Regions from separate parts of the Mus musculus genome. Here region 1 is linked to region 2. A link is a loop called in an ENCODE intact Hi-C map of the cell type or tissue named here. Cell type or tissue: gastrocnemius. All regions are shown on one strand. Links, peaks and the distances in the headings refer to the core of each region. The heading gives the core; the rest is flanking DNA. Region 1 overlaps Gm39294 (a long non-coding RNA gene). Region 2 holds the start of Gm34973 (a long non-coding RNA gene).

What was found. A loop is a pair of places that touch in the nucleus more often than their neighbours do. Peaks named below come from ENCODE experiments on the same cell type or tissue, not always from the same donor. Only the 100,000 strongest peaks of a DNase experiment are listed, where the experiment ranks them.
Region 1: a loop joins it to region 2, with 17 times the contacts of the local background. A loop is called at or near these places in 2 of 42 quality-filtered maps.

The regions. Positions count from the first base shown.
Region 1 is chr9:15,434,582-15,443,216 of GRCm38, forward strand. The region is part of intron 1 of Gm39294 (a long non-coding RNA gene); the gene reads left to right. It also overlaps the pseudogene Gm48634. Among named protein-coding and RNA genes, the nearest start is that of Gm39294, 6.7 kb to the left of the region's middle. In gastrocnemius, for the core only: no CTCF peak of the experiment used is centred there; a DNase peak (open chromatin) is centred at 4,910.
Region 2 is chr9:15,361,714-15,370,348 of GRCm38, forward strand. It overlaps Gm34973 (a long non-coding RNA gene), which reads left to right and starts at 7,708. Exons shown (of 5, transcript XR_379168.2): 1 at 7,708-7,861. In gastrocnemius, for the core only: a CTCF peak has its summit at 4,457 (motif pointing right); no DNase peak of the experiment used is centred there.

The DNA.
Region 1 (8,635 bases), core at 2,123-7,122, 73 kb after region 2:
CAGCGGGTATTTAAGCCAACACGTTTCTGAGCCCTCTTTGTCTTTTCTCATCAACATGTAATAAAAGATTAGCTATGGAAGGATCTTGTGTCCCGTGTGCATGTTTTTCGCGGGCGATCATTGGAAAGTTTTGCCTCTAGGAATGGCTAATAGCCTTACATTATGTAAAAAAAAAAAAAAATTAGTCTCAACTTCAATACAAGAAGCTAGAACTTTGAGTCTTTCAGTGTATATTGTTTCTTATATGGAAAGTATTTTATTAGCTAATGCCTATGAAGGGAAATTTACTACAAACCTTTGCTCTTACACAACAAGATTTAAAATTTTGGGGAATAGTTGTTGCTCCAGAAAAGATTCATAGGTAATATCGTTTTTTTTTTTTTTAAAGATTTATTTATTTATGTTAGGCATATGAGTACACCACCATTGCTCCCTTCAGACACACCAGAATAGGGCATCAGACCCCGTTACAGATGGTTGTGAACCACCATGTGGTTGCTGGGAATTGAACTCAGAACCTCATGAAGAGCAGTCAGTACTCTTAACCTCTGAGCCATCTCTCCAGCCCCATAGGTAATATCTTTTTCAATATTTAGGGCCTCAATTATATCCTAGAAAAATTTTGGCACAGAAAATTTGAGAAAGAAATGAGGATTTGCTTACTTCAAATTATTTTCAAAAGCTTCCAGGAGATGTACATTGGCTAAGACCTCACTTTAAGCTCACCGCAGGATGACTTAAGGCTTTGTTGGATGTTAGCAAGGGAGATGCAAATTAACTGGTGAGAGACAAATAGCTTTGCAGAAAGTAGAGGAAGCTTCTGTAATCAATTGTTAGCACTTGTAATCAAATGTTAGTTATTATTACTCAATGTGCCCACAGCAATTCTTTGGCAAAAGAGAGCATTAATGTGGATTCATCTTTCTTCATCTCCAAGTAAAGTCTTAACATCCTATTATGAAGCTATTGTGGTGTTAATAAAAATTTGTAGGATAGAATCATGAAGGTATTTTTGGAAAGAATGTCTTAAAAACCTGATGAGATGTCTATTCCTTGTTTCAAACAGCAATTAAATCAGTTATTCCAGAATATTGATATTTGGTCTATTGCATAGTAAATATTTTAGGCAAAATTGATAATCATTATCTAAAAGACAAGTTGTTAAAAAATGCTTCTATGCATGCTTTTGCATTTCCTATAAATTAATGCATGCATCCCATAAAGAATACATCTACTGTGTTCAAAAACAGTCCTTCTATGGAAGAGAAGTATATGTGATTGGGTCACATGCTTGTACTTTTGAGCTCCCTCTTGCTTCAGCACAGATAACTGAATTGCATGCTATAGCCAGTGTTTTGAAATGTTGAAAAATCAAGCTTTAATTTGTATACTGATAGCCAATATATATGTATGTACACACACACACACACACACACACACACACACACACACATATCGGCTTACAATTGTTTGAAATTGTTCCTTTTTTAGATATTGCTAATTCTCAAATTTTGCAATTGTTTATGAATATATAACTCAAGTTAAGAGAAAATACTGTTCCTTTGAAGCACTGTCCTTGGACATTTAAGAACCCATCCTGGACTGCCTGGACAAGACCCTTTAAGGCAATGCCACCCCAAATTTGTATCCCAGGCAGATTATAGGCTTTACACAAGAACAATTGGCCATATAATCTCATTCTTTTTTTTTTTTTTTTTTGGTTTTTCGAGACAGGGTTTCTCTGTATAGCTCTGGCTGTCCTGGAACTCACATTGTAGACCAGGCTGGTCTTGAACTCAGAAATCCGCCTGCCTCTGCCTCCTGAGTGCTGGGATTAAAGGCGTGCGCCACCACGCCCAGCATAATCTCATTCTTTACATCATCAAAATAGTAATGGCTTGAATAATAATTTGTTATTTTTAGAGAAAGTGCATGTCAAATTGTAAAAACTTGTTTTCAGTGTCCTCAGTTTCTACCTGCTCCACATAATGGTATTAATTCTCGAGGACATATACTTAATCAATTATTGCAAATGGATACTCATATTTCTGATTTTAGAAAAATAAACTATGCACATGTGACTATTGATACCTTTTCAGGCTTTCTAGTTGCAACCTCTGACAAGAGAAGCAACTAAAAGTATAATTAGTCATTGCCTATGTTAATTTTCTTTTATACTTGGTGTTCCAAATCATATTAAAACAGATATTGGAACTGGCTACTTCAGTCAAGCATTTGAGATGTTATGTCAACAATTTAATGTTACCCATGTTACTGTTTTGTTTTTTTTTTTTAAATAATTCTCAAGGACAAGGTATTGTGGAACTTTAAAACTATATCTTCTTAAAAAACAAAAAAGGGGGAATTATATTCCTGTGCACATTTTTTAAATCACTCTTTTTATTTTTAAAATTTTAAAGTTTGGATGTGAAGAACTCTTTGCTGGGTGTCTATAGCATCCTATAACTAGGCATACTCATGCATTGGAGAGATAAAAGTATCCACTTATTGGCATATGGCACGATCCTAGTCAGGTATTTAATGTGGGGAAGACGGTGTGTTTGTGCTTTTTCCACAGAATGCTGCAGGAGCTTGCTAGCTGCCAGAGTGACTGGTGTGACAAGCTGACACAAAAGGATGGTGCTGACCTGTGAGCTTGCTGAGTACTTTGACAGTGTGACAAGAAAGCTGTGTTGGGTGTATGTTCCTGACCCATCTTTGCTTGCCTATCTTCCAGATTAGACAAGCTGCCTTGTTTCAAGCTTTTTAACCTCATGGGACAGAGAACATAAGAGACTGTGAAAACTGATTTAGAAAAATTAATCAAGAGAAGGATTTATAATGACTCTTCTCTTTCCTTTAATGTGACCAGTTATTCTGACTCAATTATGGACTAGCCTAGAAATAAATCCAATATTGGAGATTCCAATTATGAAGATAGCTAAAAATCTTTATCAGCCAGCTTACCTGGCTCTTAGCACTATTTACCTGAGAAGTAACAGTTTTTCTGTTGATTCTCAGAGCCACCTCCCCAACACCTGGTGGCCAAACTTTGTCTGATCTTGCCAATTTGCAACTGAATCGAATTCCTGTGACATACCCACAGACAATTTTAATCCTGTTGCTTTTAGCTTTTGAGTTTGTATTTCAAGCAGGTCGGTTACAGGCTGGCCTTCATCAAAGCTCAGATGGCAGTTATTCATTGCTATGAAGAGATTCATTAAGTGTATATCGTGGCTTTGGTCTGAATGGGGAAAAAGTGTGCTTTGAGGGCTAGCAACTGAAGACAGGCCACTGGCTATGGCTTTTTTCATCCTAAGACAGAAGAATGTGCCAAGAGGCTGTGTTTGTTCATAATAAACGCTAAAATGCCGTGTTTATGCAAAGAAATACAAATAAGCTGCACGTGTTCTCTGAGACGGGTCACAAAGAGTCCAATACATTCAGTCCTAAGATATGCGTGGCCTCTAGTCACCATAATTCCCAGGCAGGACCATGGAACATAAGTAAATTTTATGGCCCAGTCCAGCTAACTTTTAATAAATAAAAAGTGAGGAACTGGGCCCTCCTCCCAGCATTGAGCAGGCTGGCTCAGACCTTGTTTCCACAGTTGCTAGCTCACCTAGGGTGGAGTCTTCCAACCTAGGTAAAGTCTCTTTTCTGCCACATCTGCAGTTTCGTGCAAGAAATTACCTGCTCAGCAGCTGAGCTAGTTTTTCTGACAGATCCTGCCAAAGTGACCATAAGATCCTGGTATAGTGGGGGATGCCCCCCACCCCCATAAGCTCAGACTCATAAGTAAACATTGGGCCTTGATCAGAGAACTTTGTCTTGGCTTGTTATTTCTCTCGCTGCCTTTCCCATCCAACCCCAACTTTCCTTTCAGGAACCTAGTAACCTGTGGTTGCTGGTGGCTACATCTACATGTGGTCTATCAGCTAGAGGTAAAAAAGAGTCATGTAAGATTTGGGAAAACTTAAAATCACTCCAGTAAGTCGGAAGACCACCAGCAAATTCACAGTGGCTCAGGATTTGTCCAGAGTCAAGTCTGCTCCAGAGCTGAATGTCTGCTTTGGGAAAACTCTACTTGCACATAGATCCCAAACACTGGACATCACAACTGCCTATGGCTAAAGTGTTTCACACTTCAAAAGGAAGTGACTCCTTCAAATTCCTGCCCTGCCTCTCTCCCCAAAAAGGAAATCCAGAGGTGGGATTTATACCAGGATGTGTGGACACTCGGCTGAATACTGGAGAGGCATCTAATGAGCACATACCTCCTCTGCCCACCCTAGTGCAAAAAGACTGAAAGCTGTGCTGACAGCCCCGGGAACCAATGAGGAAGGCTAGATGGGGGTGGAGGGACCCCACCACCTAAACTTCCTTCTGAGATTCGAGGTTTATGGTGCAAGATTCATGCTAAGCAGTCACCATGACCAGAGCTATAGATGTGAGGGCTGAGATCCCCACCTTGTCACTGAGGTCATTGCAGGACCTGGCACCATGCTAACCCCTGTGTGCACACTGGAGGTATGTGTATAATATTTACTATATGGAAGTAGCTCTCTACCAATATGGGAAGGGACATGGGCTTTATCAGTCCCTTACCCCGAGGCTCCCTGCTCCACCCTAGCAGTAGAAGAAACACTGGGAAAGGGCATGCATCCCCCCTTGGAAGACTAAAGAATCCAGGGCACCTTTATAAATATCATATCATTAATTTCTTTCACCATGTTGAAACACATAGCAAGTTGAACATTCACTTAAAAATAAGCTTCAAATTCTGTATGTACAATACGCAAACAGGAAGGGATGGTCAGTCCTCCTATGAAGTCCACTTTCCAACTGCCAAGCAGAGCTTGCCAACATTGTGGGCTGATTGAGTGGAACTGGCAAGATGCCATTCAACTAACACTGGACTTGGCTCCCCATTAATACCAGCCAGGGGGCAAGCAAGGGGTGGGGACATCTGCCTAGGGATCCTTGTAGCAAGGGAGCAGGAAAAGAGGTGAGTCACCAGAGAGATCCAGTGGCAGGAGGGCTCATTTCACAAGCCAGCAGGCCTCTAGATCATCACTTCTGATGGGGATTGGAAAGTGACCCCGAAGGCTCCTTCCCAGTCCAAGCTGGCTTTGCAGTGGGTGAGGCAGGTGTGGCAAGAGTCCCAGAGACAGAGATCCTATTTCAAAGGAACCAGAACACAGCCAGCAGAGCAAGAAGTGGAGAGGTCAGCGAAGTGACTGAATGGAAGTGCCTTCCTATCCTTCAGACCACGTGTTTAGTGAGCCATGTGACACAGCAGTAACCCTGGCACTTTCATGGTCAAGCTCAAGTCTCCACTTCTACCTCTTGACCATACCAAGCCAGGTCAGTGGTGTGTAGCCCTTGTAGCAGAAGACAGGGGTGGGGCCTATCTGTACACAAGATGGGAGAACTGGGTAGATTTGTAATTCAGTTGATTGTTGGGCATGAATTTGTGTAGCTCATTCTTTCTGCAGCATGGGTTGTAGAAGCAGGAGCCACAGGAAACTTTTGAACACTGGGTGCTGGAGTTGGTGGCACCTGCATGGTTACAGAAGCCACAGTGGGAGGTGGCTGTGGTGGCTTGGGCTTTGAGTGGACAGGTGCCAGCTGGTCAAGGCCCTGGGTCTGGCCCACACACTTCTCCCACATAGGTACCAAGCTGTCTTGTGCAGAGGCCTTGTTTGGAAAAGCACGGGGCTGGAGGTGGAAGGACAGACCAGTTCACTGTCACAATGCTGGCAGAGGGAGAAGCTGCAGGACAAGCTGCAGTTTTGGCACTTGGAGAGGGCAGATTCTTTTTTAGGGGGTAGATGGAGTGGGTGTCATTTTTGACCAGTCATACATTCGGCCACAGAGCATCCTGCCTCCAGGAGGTGGTTTGGGTAAGACAAAATTTAGTTGTAACTATCCCCATATAATTAAAAGAATACTTAAATAGCTGCCTGATTGGTGGGCATCAATAATGCCCATATGACTCATTATCAGACCTTACTGATTAACCCTTGCCAAATTACCTGCCTGTCTCCTTAAATCCTGCAACTCTTTTCCCTGACCCTGATTTGGACCATCCACTCCACCAAGGCAGCAAAGTCTTGGTACATACATAGTACCCAAGGACTTAAAGGACTCCCCTCTGCCAGGGGCAGAGCGAACTTGGTTTACAGATGGAAGCAGCTTCATCTTCGAGGGTCAGAGAGAGGCAGGAACAGCAGTAACCGTGGAAACTGAGGTAATCTGGGCTCAGTCTCTTCCCCCAGGTACTTCAGCTCAAAGGGCTGAATTGATAACACTAACCCAGGCCCTCATCATGGAAAAAGGACTGGCTGTTAACATTTACACGGACAGCCGATATGCATTCGCAACTGCTCATGTACATGGAGCTGTTTACCAGGAGAGAGGGCTCCTAACTACAAAAGGGAAAACAATCAAAAATAAAGATAAAACCCTACAGCTACTTCAAGTTCTCTGGTTGCCAAAAAGGTTGACTATCATACATTGTCCATGCCATTAAAAAGGAACACCAATAGCTAGAGAAAACAACTTAGCTGATAAAACTGCTCAGGAGGTAGCCCTAGAAAAAAACAAACAAACAAACCCCTCCCCCAAACCAAAAAACAGTTGCCTCTATGTTGGCTACTCTTCTGCCCGAGCCCTCCAATCCCAGCTTACCAGAATGCTCTGTCTATACAGAGGAAGAGATCAAATGGGCTAAGAATTAGCCCATGAGTCAATGTTCGGAAGGATGGTGGCAATTGGCTGAAGGTAAACTAATATTATCCACCTCCTTGGCAAAAACCATCCTCATAAATCCACAAAGTCACTCGCATGGGAGTGAGATGGATGGCCAACACAGTGAGACATTCTAAGGTGACTGTCAAGGACATGCAGAATACTATTGAGGCTATAGTGTCAAGCTGCAGACCCGTAACACTCCCAGACATCCAGGCTCTCCACTATGAGGTTAGAGACCAGGGGCCTACTAGGAAGTTGATTTTACAAAAATCAAACCAGGGAAGTCTGGTTACGAGTACTTGCTGGGGCTCATGGATACCTTCTCTGCATTGACAGAGGCATTCCCGATGAAGACCCAAATACAAAAGTTAAAAAGTTACTAGAGGATATCTTGCCCAGATACAGATCTCCTCAAGTGATAGAATCAAACAAGGGACCAACACGTGTGTCCAAGGTCAGCCCGGATGTAACAAGATTTATTGGGACAGATTGGAAATTACATTGTACATATTGACCCCAAAGTTCAAGACAGGCAAAAAAGATAAACAAAACATTAAAAGAGACCTTAATTAAATTGACCTTAGAGACTGGCAGAGACGGGGTGATGCTCCTTCCCTTTGCCCTATATTGGGTGAGGAATTCTCCTTACTGGAAGGGATTAACCCCTTTTGAGATTATATATGGTGTCCCTGTCCCCATTGCACCCAACCTGTAGCCAGCAGCTGTTTCGGAATTAGAAAATGATAATGACTTAATAACTATAATCAGAACAACCCAGTGGGCTCATAACTATGTTTGACCTAAACTATGTGCCCTCTGTGAAACAGGCCTCGTTTTAGAACCACATAAGTTTTGACCAAGAGACTGGGTCTCTATGAAGAGATTTCACCAGGATGTGTTGGAGTCCAGGTGGAAAGGACCTTTCACCACCCTGCTGACTATGCCGATTGCCCTTAAAGTGGACGAGATCACTGCCTGGATACACTACACTCATACCTGACCAACTGATCCACTCTCCCCTGAGGAAGATTGCCAGACTCCAGTATTGCCGAAATAGAAAGTTCAAAAGGGCACCAACCCTCTCAAGTTAAAATTAACTCAGTCTTGAACCTTCCATTTTTGTTAATTATATATATTACAGCCCATGACCCATATCAGCCTTTTGACTTAATCTGGGTGATTGAGAATCCTAAGACTGGCTATCGTGCCCAACTGGCCTGTACCAAGGGGCCACTTGAAACATACTGGTTTCCAGATTTAACTTTTGATTTGTGAGACGAGCTGATAATCCACCACCAATAGCTATAGGCCCAAATCAGGTTTTGATAAACCTTAAACCTATGTTAACACCATCCTCTAGACTAATGACTACTTTACCCCCAGTCACCTAATCCCAGGGACCCTCAGTTCCAGAACTTTTCCTGAAACGCTCAGAACCATCAGATCCCCTTTGTTCAATGATCTTAAAGACCTTTCAAATTCTAAATGTCTTCAAGCCAGAACATACCACCTCTTGCTGGTTATGTTATAACGTTAGACTCCCCCACCCCCTTTTATAAAGACATTAGGTTAATAGCTAGATATAATGTGTCTAAAATGGATACAACATGTAGATTGTCACAGGAAGGTCCAGTTTTAACTCTGCAGACCATATCAGGGCAAGAGAAGTTTCCCCTGTCACACCAACACCTCTATGATCAGACTGTTCCCACAGTTCATTCCGAATGGATTTTTCTCCCGGAACAAGCATGGTGGGGCTGTTCAATGGGACTGACCCCTCGTGTGAATAGAGAAGTCCTTAACTCCTCTACCCGAAAAGAGTTCTATATTCTAGTTCAGTTAGTGCCCCATATAACCTATTATTCAAAAACGACAATGC
Region 2 (8,635 bases), core at 2,244-7,243:
CTGGCTCTCCAGATATTAGCACCACAAGTGGCAGTTCAATGGTGGTGAGACTGGATATGCAAGAAAAGATGGGCTTAGACACTTCCAAACTACAAGTACCATTTCAAAGCCATGGCACAGGGCCTTTACTCAAGGAAGAAATGAGAAGCATGAGCTAGAGAGATGGCTCAGCAGTTAAGAGCACTTGCTCTTCTTGCAGAGAACCCAGGTTCCATTCCCAGCACCCACGTGGTGGTTCCCAACCATTCCTAACTCCAGTTCCCCCTTCTGACCTCTGCAGGCTCCATGGATACATGTGCTACAGATACAAAATGTAGACAAAACACATAAATTAAAAAAAAATGAGAACCACTTTTCCATCATTTAAGTCTCTTTGGCGTATCATTCCTATGACATGCATTAAGACCATTGATTCTAAGCTGTTGGGTACATGCTTACAAAGACAGGGAAGTCTAGACAAAAAAAGGAAAAAGATAATTTACAACCTAGAAGAGTATACAGTCAAATGGGGCTGAGTAGAGTCAGCATTAGTTTTGCTGCTGGATTCAGGTGTATGAACACTTGCTTTAGCTGAAAGTACCTTCTCTGAAGCTCTCGGGGATAAAAGTATGAACTTTTGCTGAACACACCTGCGCCAGAAATTCCCATGCCATCTAACAGCATCCGTAAAGGCAACATTTTAAAGTCTCGAGCCGTGAGGCTGGAGAGATGGCTCAGTGGTTTTCATCATTTGTTGTCCATAGTGAAGTTCAGGCTTCCATATCCAGCTTTCACTCACAGGGTGTCTCTCAGCCGTCTGTAAGTCTAGCTCCAGGTGATCCAACACTCTCTTCTGGCTTCAGTGGAACACACATCCCTGCAAGCAAAATATCCATACATATAAAATAAATAAATAAATAAATAAATAAATAAAAATACGCTCAAACTGTAAATCCAAATAGACTGCAACCATCTTATTTAGAAGCATAATTATAAAAGACCACAGTATGATTTGTCCACCATTACCGACCCAAGGCAGGCAACATCCATTCTAGCATTTCTACTGCTACCATCTGACTCACTTCCATTTGTCTCATGAGAAACAATCCTGTTTGTGTAGCATTCTTCATCTAAAATTATCTCCAAAGTGAGGCTAGAAAACACAATGTGAAATCATAGTACTTGGGAGGCAGAGGCAGGAAAATTGTATTTTGAAGCCATTTGGGCTGTGCCAAGCCACCCTGCTCTATATAGTGAGAGACCCTGCTCCAAATTACCAGGATACAATTCATAGACCACAGGAAGCTCAATAAGAAGGAAGACCAAAGTGTGGGTCCTTCTTAAAAGGAGAACAAAATACTCACAGAAGCAAATATGGAGGTCAAGTGTAGAGCAGAGACTAAAGGTCACCCAGAGTTTGTCCCCCCTGGGGATTCATCCCATACACAGTTACCAAACCCAGACACTATTGTGGATACCAAGAAATGCATGCTAAAAGGGGCCTGATATGACTGTCTCCTGAGAGGCCCTGCCAGAGGCAGATGTTAGCAGCCAACCATTGAACTGAGCACGGGATCTCTAATAGGATTTTGAGAAGGGACTGAAGGAGTTGAAGAGGTTTGCAACCCCATAGGAAGAACAGCAATATCAATCAAATAGACTGCCCAGAATTCCCAGAGACTAAGCCATCAACAAAGGAGTACACATGGCTCCAGCTGCATATATAGCAGAGGATGGCCTTGTCAGGCATCAGTGGGAGGAGAGGTCCTTGGTCCTATGAAGGCTCGATAGATGCCCCAGTGTAGGGGAATCTAGGGTGGGGAGGTGGAAGTGGGTGGGTGGGTGGAAGAACACCCTCATAGAAGCAGGGAGAGGGAGGATGTGATAGGGTGTTTTCGGGAGGGAGGAAAACTGGGAAAGGGGATAACATTTGAAATGTAAATAAAGAAAATATCCAGTAAAAAAATAAGAACAACAAAATACACCAGCAGCAAAATTATTTTCCTTGCCCATGAGCATAGCAATACCTTATACACATTTAAACAGTTGCTGATTAAAGTGTTGCCCAGGCCAGCAGTAGTAGAGACACCAGGAGATGGTTGAAAAGTCAGGCTCTCACATCCTGCTTTGATTTGCTGGACCAAATCTGAATTTTACATGTTTGTTTGATTTTTTTTTTTTGAAGTGGTAGGTATTAAACTGAGGGCCTCATGAATGCTAGACAAGTACACTTCAAGCTCTCAGAATCTTTATTTCAAATAGATCTACCAATCATTTACAGCACTTTAATGTTTGAGAAGTCCTGACACATGCAAAACCCCACAGTAAGTGATAAGCCTCTGTGTTATTACATACATTAGGATTAATAGATGAAAATATGTCATTGTGTTTCCAGCCACAGTGGTAATTCTTTAATTGGATTATGGCAGATTCCTTAGTACCTGTCTCTTCTTTCCAGATCTAACTCCTAGAGTCCTTCCAGCCTCTCAATGTTATCCACCACACACTGTCCCACTCTGATGTGATAAAGCTTTGGTTCTAAGAGTGTGGTGGTTTGAACATGCTTGGCCCAGGGAGTGGCACTATTAGGAGGTGTGGCCTTGTAGAGTAGGCGTGGCCTTGTTGGAGGAAGTGTGTCACTATGGGGGTGGGCTTTGAGACCCTTCTCCTAGCTGCCTGGAAACAGTCTGCTCCTGGTTTCCTCTGGATGAAGATGTAGAACTCTCAGTTCCTCCAGTGCTATGCCTGCCTGGACGCTGCTGTGCTTCCTGCATGATGATACTAGACTGAACCTCAGAACCTGTAAGCCAGCCCCAATTAAATGTTGTCCTTTTTAAGAGGTGCTTTGGTGAGCTGGGCGTGGTGGTGCACACCTTTAATCCCAGCATTTAGGAGGCAGAGGCAGGCGAATTTCTGAGTTCAAGGCCAGCCTGGTCTACAAAGTGAGTTCCAGGACAGCCAGGGCTACACAGAGAAACCCTGTCTCGAAAAAACAAAACGAACAAACGAAAAAAGAGGTGCCTTGGTGATGGTGTCTCTTCACAGCAATGGAAACCCTCCTTAAGACAAGAGCATCACTGGAGAATCATCTTTGACTTGACATATTCCTAAACGAAGGACACTTGATGATATTTGCATCTTAGGAATGATCTGACCAGCATTATTGTCCTGTGCTGCCATCATAGAACTACCTTTCCTTCTAGCTCAGAAGGTGAATCTTGAACCTGAATGCTTGCTGGCACCGTGAACCTTAGGTTTTGAAGCCTAGAAGATAAAGATTGAATGCCACTGTTGCTACCAACAAGACTTATACCCAGAAAACCTTCTGGACTTCCTCATTTTTCTCATCTCTAGAATGAGCTTGATGGTGATAATTCAGCTCTCAGGCCAATCACTGGAGAAACAGTAGCACAATGTGATGACTTTGTTTATTTTATGCAGACACTGGAATCATGCATAGTGTCTGCTGGTGGTGGTTTAAAGGGGTAATGTGCTGAAAAGAAACACTTGTCTTCTTATCTGGGCCTAGTGGTTCAGTGACACTATGGTGTGTTATGATGTCTTTAGCTCTTTAGTGAAGGCAAGGAGATGTATGAAGACTGAGTAGATCCCCATCGCAGGACATGGGAACATTTCCAAAGTAGAACCTAGGAGAAAATGGGAGAGGCAAGGGAGCATGAATGGGGAACCTGGGACGTGTTGTCAAAAAGAACAGATTTCCTTTGAGACCTGTATTCCAGTTTGGTTGTGCCTACCTGGTTTGAGGTATTGATCCTAGACAGGCATTGTGACTTTTGAGGGAGAAGAGACACTGTTGGCATTTGGCATCTTCTGCTCTTAAGCCTATGAAGAGCCCGGGGCTCTTGGACGTCTGACTTGCCATGGACATTTCTGACATTCCCATAGGGAAGTAATGTAAACAGTCTTAGTGAGGTTGGTGAAGTTCAACTTCAAGGATTCACAGGCCTAGGTCCTTGTCTGAGGATTTCTACTGCTGTGATCATGGCAATTCTTATAAAGGAAAATATTTAGCTGAGGCTGGCTTAGAGTTTTGAAGGTTTAGTCCACTATCACCTTGGTGGGAAGCATGGTGGCATGCAGGCAGACATGATGTTGAAGAAGGAGCTAAGAGTTCTACATCTGGATCTCCAGGCAGCAGGAAGGGAATGCCACACTGGGCATAGCTTGACCACTTGAGACCTCAAAGTCTGCCCCCAGTGACACACTTCCTCCAACAAGGCCACACCCACTCGACAAGGTCACACCTCCTAATAGTATCACTCAGTATGGGCTTAGGGGGGCCATTTCTATTCAAACCACCATGACCCTGAAAAGGGATCATGAAGCTTTATGACTGGAAAATGAGAGGCTCTAGCCTCACTGTCTTGCCTGTGTGGCAGAGAAGATAAACTGTAGGAAGTGGCATCAGAGCTTAACACACATTAGCCCTGAGGATTAAAATATTCACCACTAGAGGGTAGACTAGACAAACTTTGGAATGTTTGCTCACTAATTTTTATTTCAACTGACTTGTGGTTCTAGGGAATTCAACCCAGGGCTTCACACAGGAGGCATTTGCTTTGCCCCTGAGCTACATCCTAGCCCCAGAATTTCCCCCACATTTCCCAAAACTCCCCTGCTTACAAAGAACAACTTAATGTCAATGGTATCAAGTCTACTATGGCATTGCCATCATTGTCTAGCTGCCACATTATCTAAATGTGTCTAAACGCCCATTCTGCCCCAGGGGGGCACACAGGCACATGTGTACATGATATAGCCTAGCATTGAGTGCCTGCTGTGTGGCAAGCACCGCACTGTGCATTTCATCCACTCTGTCTTCTTTGATCCTTACAATACCTGTCTGGTGCAGAGTTTTAAATTAATAATTTCATGTAAATTAACAAAAGAGAAATTATTTAACAGATGAAGAAACAGACTTATAAAAGTTAAATGTATTAATATCATTTTCAAAGCAATGAAAGTGGGGATCAGTGGAAGCTGGCCATGCAATTGCTAGAGGGTCCAGAGAAATCTGAGTTCTGGAGACAAAATTTTCCTTCTTCCTTTTTGATGTGGTGACTCAGACAGGAGCCCTGTAAACTGGCACTATAGTGAGTAAGAATTTTTAGTAGGGAGAGCCTGGTCAATCCCCCACTGGCTATAAAACAATATCACACAGGATGCTGATTACTGCCGAGCCTCTAGATTTCCATCCTGGGGACACCTTTCAGCATCTTCTAAGATAAGAACCCAGGTATCTGCATGTTTTTTAAAAGACAAATTAAAAAACAAAAACAAAAACAGTACACACACTCCATCTTTCCCTAGCTGAATCATGGGAGGGATAACGAGCGTTGAGAATGTGCTTGGTAATTACTTACAGTGCAGACAGAAGGCAGTAGCATTGGCTATGTAGCAGACTTACTAGAAGTTCATTGACGGCCCAGATTCATATCTACTGACTCCAAATTTGCATTTTAATAAGATCCCTGAGAGCAGTGTGCCTGAGAGAGAAGCATGCTCTCAACACTTCACCTTCTTGACTTCATTTCACTTTCAACACATAAAGTAGGTTTTCAAAGTGTGGATGGGATGGTAAGACCCAGGGAAGGTTAGACACTTGGACTTCAGGTAACTCTAGAACATGTGTTTGTAACCAACACACAAGAGAGTCTCACAGTTCAGCATATGGAGGATTTACCTAGGGAGCTTAGGGAAAACACTGACTCCTGAGCTTCTCTCTGAAATTCTGACCCCCTTTTGCAGCAGTGCTTCAAATCAACCGTTTTTTACCCATTCATCTGGGGACTCTGAAATAAGATGCCACAGAACACATTTGTGCAAAATCCTGAATTGTATTATACTCACCGAACATGGTTGTGGGGAAAGAACTACTCTGTATTTCTGGAGAACTTCAAAGTGAAGTCTTGGCTGATAAAGATTTTTCTATTAAGTCCTTGACCCAGATGCCCCTAGAAATCTCTGAATCCAATCCCAAGCTTTGGGAGAAATGTAAGTCCTACTGTAGTATAAGAGACATATCAAAGCAGGGGTTTTATTGGATGCTAGACAGATACAGAGTCCAGGTAAGGAAAGATCTGACATTATTCAAGAACAACCCCCAAACTATCTTTCACATGTTACAAAATTAAATACAAATGGCAGTATTGGTTACCTTTTAAAATTTTTATTACGATTTCATATATAATTTAAACCACTGGATGGCTGTAACTTTTGCTAGTTAACTGTGTACCTTTGAAAAATAATCTGTAGCATCCAGCACAGCAGAAAGGTCTGTGCACTACTGAACCCCTTAGGGCATTGGCCAGTAAAGAAGATGAACACTAACAGCCATGCAGGTGCTGATGTACAGCTCAGCAGAATGTGTTGGAGAGCATATTTTGTTTGACATGTCTTCTGAATAGTTCAGTACTGTGTGTGTCCCCGTTATGATACACACGCATGCGCATATATACACAAGCATTTACACTCCTCTATCATCTGATGGGTCCCACAGCTGAGCCAGGATGAACACAGAACAGAAAGTGAGCTGCACAGAGGAAGTAGAATAAGCAGTGATGAATTGTTTAAGAATCTCCACCTCAAGCCTGTTCCTTCATTATTTTGTTCAAGAGTTCGAATTGAACATTAATCATGCTCCAGGCCATTTGGTAACCACTTAAGTGGCAAATAGGAGTTTACCAGCTCAAGGTATCACAGTCTCCTGAAGCTGTGCAGTTGGAGGGGAGGGAGAAAACACACACACACACACACACACACACACACACACACACACACGCACACACACACGCACACACACACACGATTTTAACACATTAGCACAATGAAGGAGGCTCTACTCTAAAATGCTCTCCACATTGGGGGGAGTCCAGGCTTGGTAAATGTAAAGATGAAGTGTAAGATCTCATCTCTGGAATGTTTCCTTGGAGTCAGACACGTCAGTGTGACCAGAATGCCCTCCCCCAGCCCTGAGCAGGCCTGATCAGACCTTGTTTGCCACAGTTGCTAGCTCACCTACTGTGGAGTCTTCCAACTTAGGTAAAGTCTCTTGTCCTGCTACATCTGCAGTTTCCTGCAAGAAGCCACTACCTGCTGAGCAGCTGAGCTTGTCCTCTAGAAGAGATCCTAGCAAAGCAATGAGATCCTGGCAACGTGGGGGATGGGTTCCTCCCTTTATATTCAGACTGTAGAATTAAAACATTGAACCTTATCAGAGAACTTTGTCTTAGCTCATTATTTGTCTCACCATTCTTCCCATCCACTCCAGCTTTCTTTTTAGGAACCCAGTGGGGCTCCACAGAAAAAGGAAGAAGATGGTATCCTGCATGGTAAGCAACACACAGCATTAATGTTAGCACTATAAATTTCATCATTTGAAGGCTGCGGGAAGCGGGTGCGGCTGCATGGGCCAAGATATTTACTCCCTTGCCCGAGCATGCAAAGTGAGGCTGCATGTGTGCGCTGTCTGCCAGGCTGCACTGTTTCTCGTGATCCGGACCTGTCAGCCTATTGGTGACCATCCTGAGCTCATGCCTGGAGTGTGTGTGAATTCTGATTGGATGAGGTGGCATGGAGCTAGATGAGGTCAGTTGGCACGAGTATAGGAGTTTTGTTGTTGTTATAGCCCTTGCCCTAAGTAGAAGCTAGTTTTGTAAGAGAAGCTGTTGTAAGAGAAGCTGCAAGAAGGATGGAGGAAGAAGAAGCTGTTGGGGAAGAGAGCTGTAAGAGAAAAAGTTCGAAGTAAAGAAGTTGCTGAGTGAACCCGCCTTGGTGTCCGTGCTGTTCTTGTCTCTCTGGCTCGAAGGACCAGCAACAAGTGGTGGCCCGTACGGGGAACTCATCGAGTTGGTCGGCAACGGTAAGTAAAGGAAGTAGAGGCCTATGGAAACTTTAGTAAACAGCGGTAAGGAAATTTTAGTAAACAGTGGTAAGGAAACTTTAGTAAACAGAGGTAAGGAAACTTTAGTAAACAGCGGTAAGGAAAGTTTAGTAAACAGCGGTAAGGAAACTTAGGAAAGTGGAACTGTAAGAGTCTGTGGCTACCTCTAAATTCTGTGTTTTTATCTAAACAATTAGGGCTACTGTGGAAAATGAGAGATCAGAGTGATGCCATCTTGTAAAGGGTGAAGGAAAATGCAGTTTCCAAATGGAGGGCATTCAGATTTTAGTAGACAAGTCATATAGATAGGATGGGTGTATCAAGGCCAGACAGGAGAAGCAGAGCAGAGCAGAGGCAAATGTCCAAAGTGATCTAAATTATAGACCAGGCAGCTTTACATTTAAAAAATGGGACTTGCATAGATAGTACGGACAGGTATAGAGATGAAGGTAAGGTTCCTGGGAAAAAAGGGATGAAGCATTAAGGTTCTCAGGTATAGAGATGAAGGGAAGGTTCCCCAAGAAAAAAGGGGATGGAGCACTAAGGTTCTCAGGTATAGAGACAGAGGGAATTTAAACGATATGGGTTCAACTGTGACTAAAATTAAAGTAAAAATGTTAGCCATCTGGAACTTGGTCAGGGCATGCTTGAGGAATGCCAGTGGAAAGTACAATGCTGAAATAGAGAAAGGAGTGGCGGTGCTTGAGGAGGCTAAGGAGATTGCTTCTCAGGCTAGCCACCAAAAACCTAAAC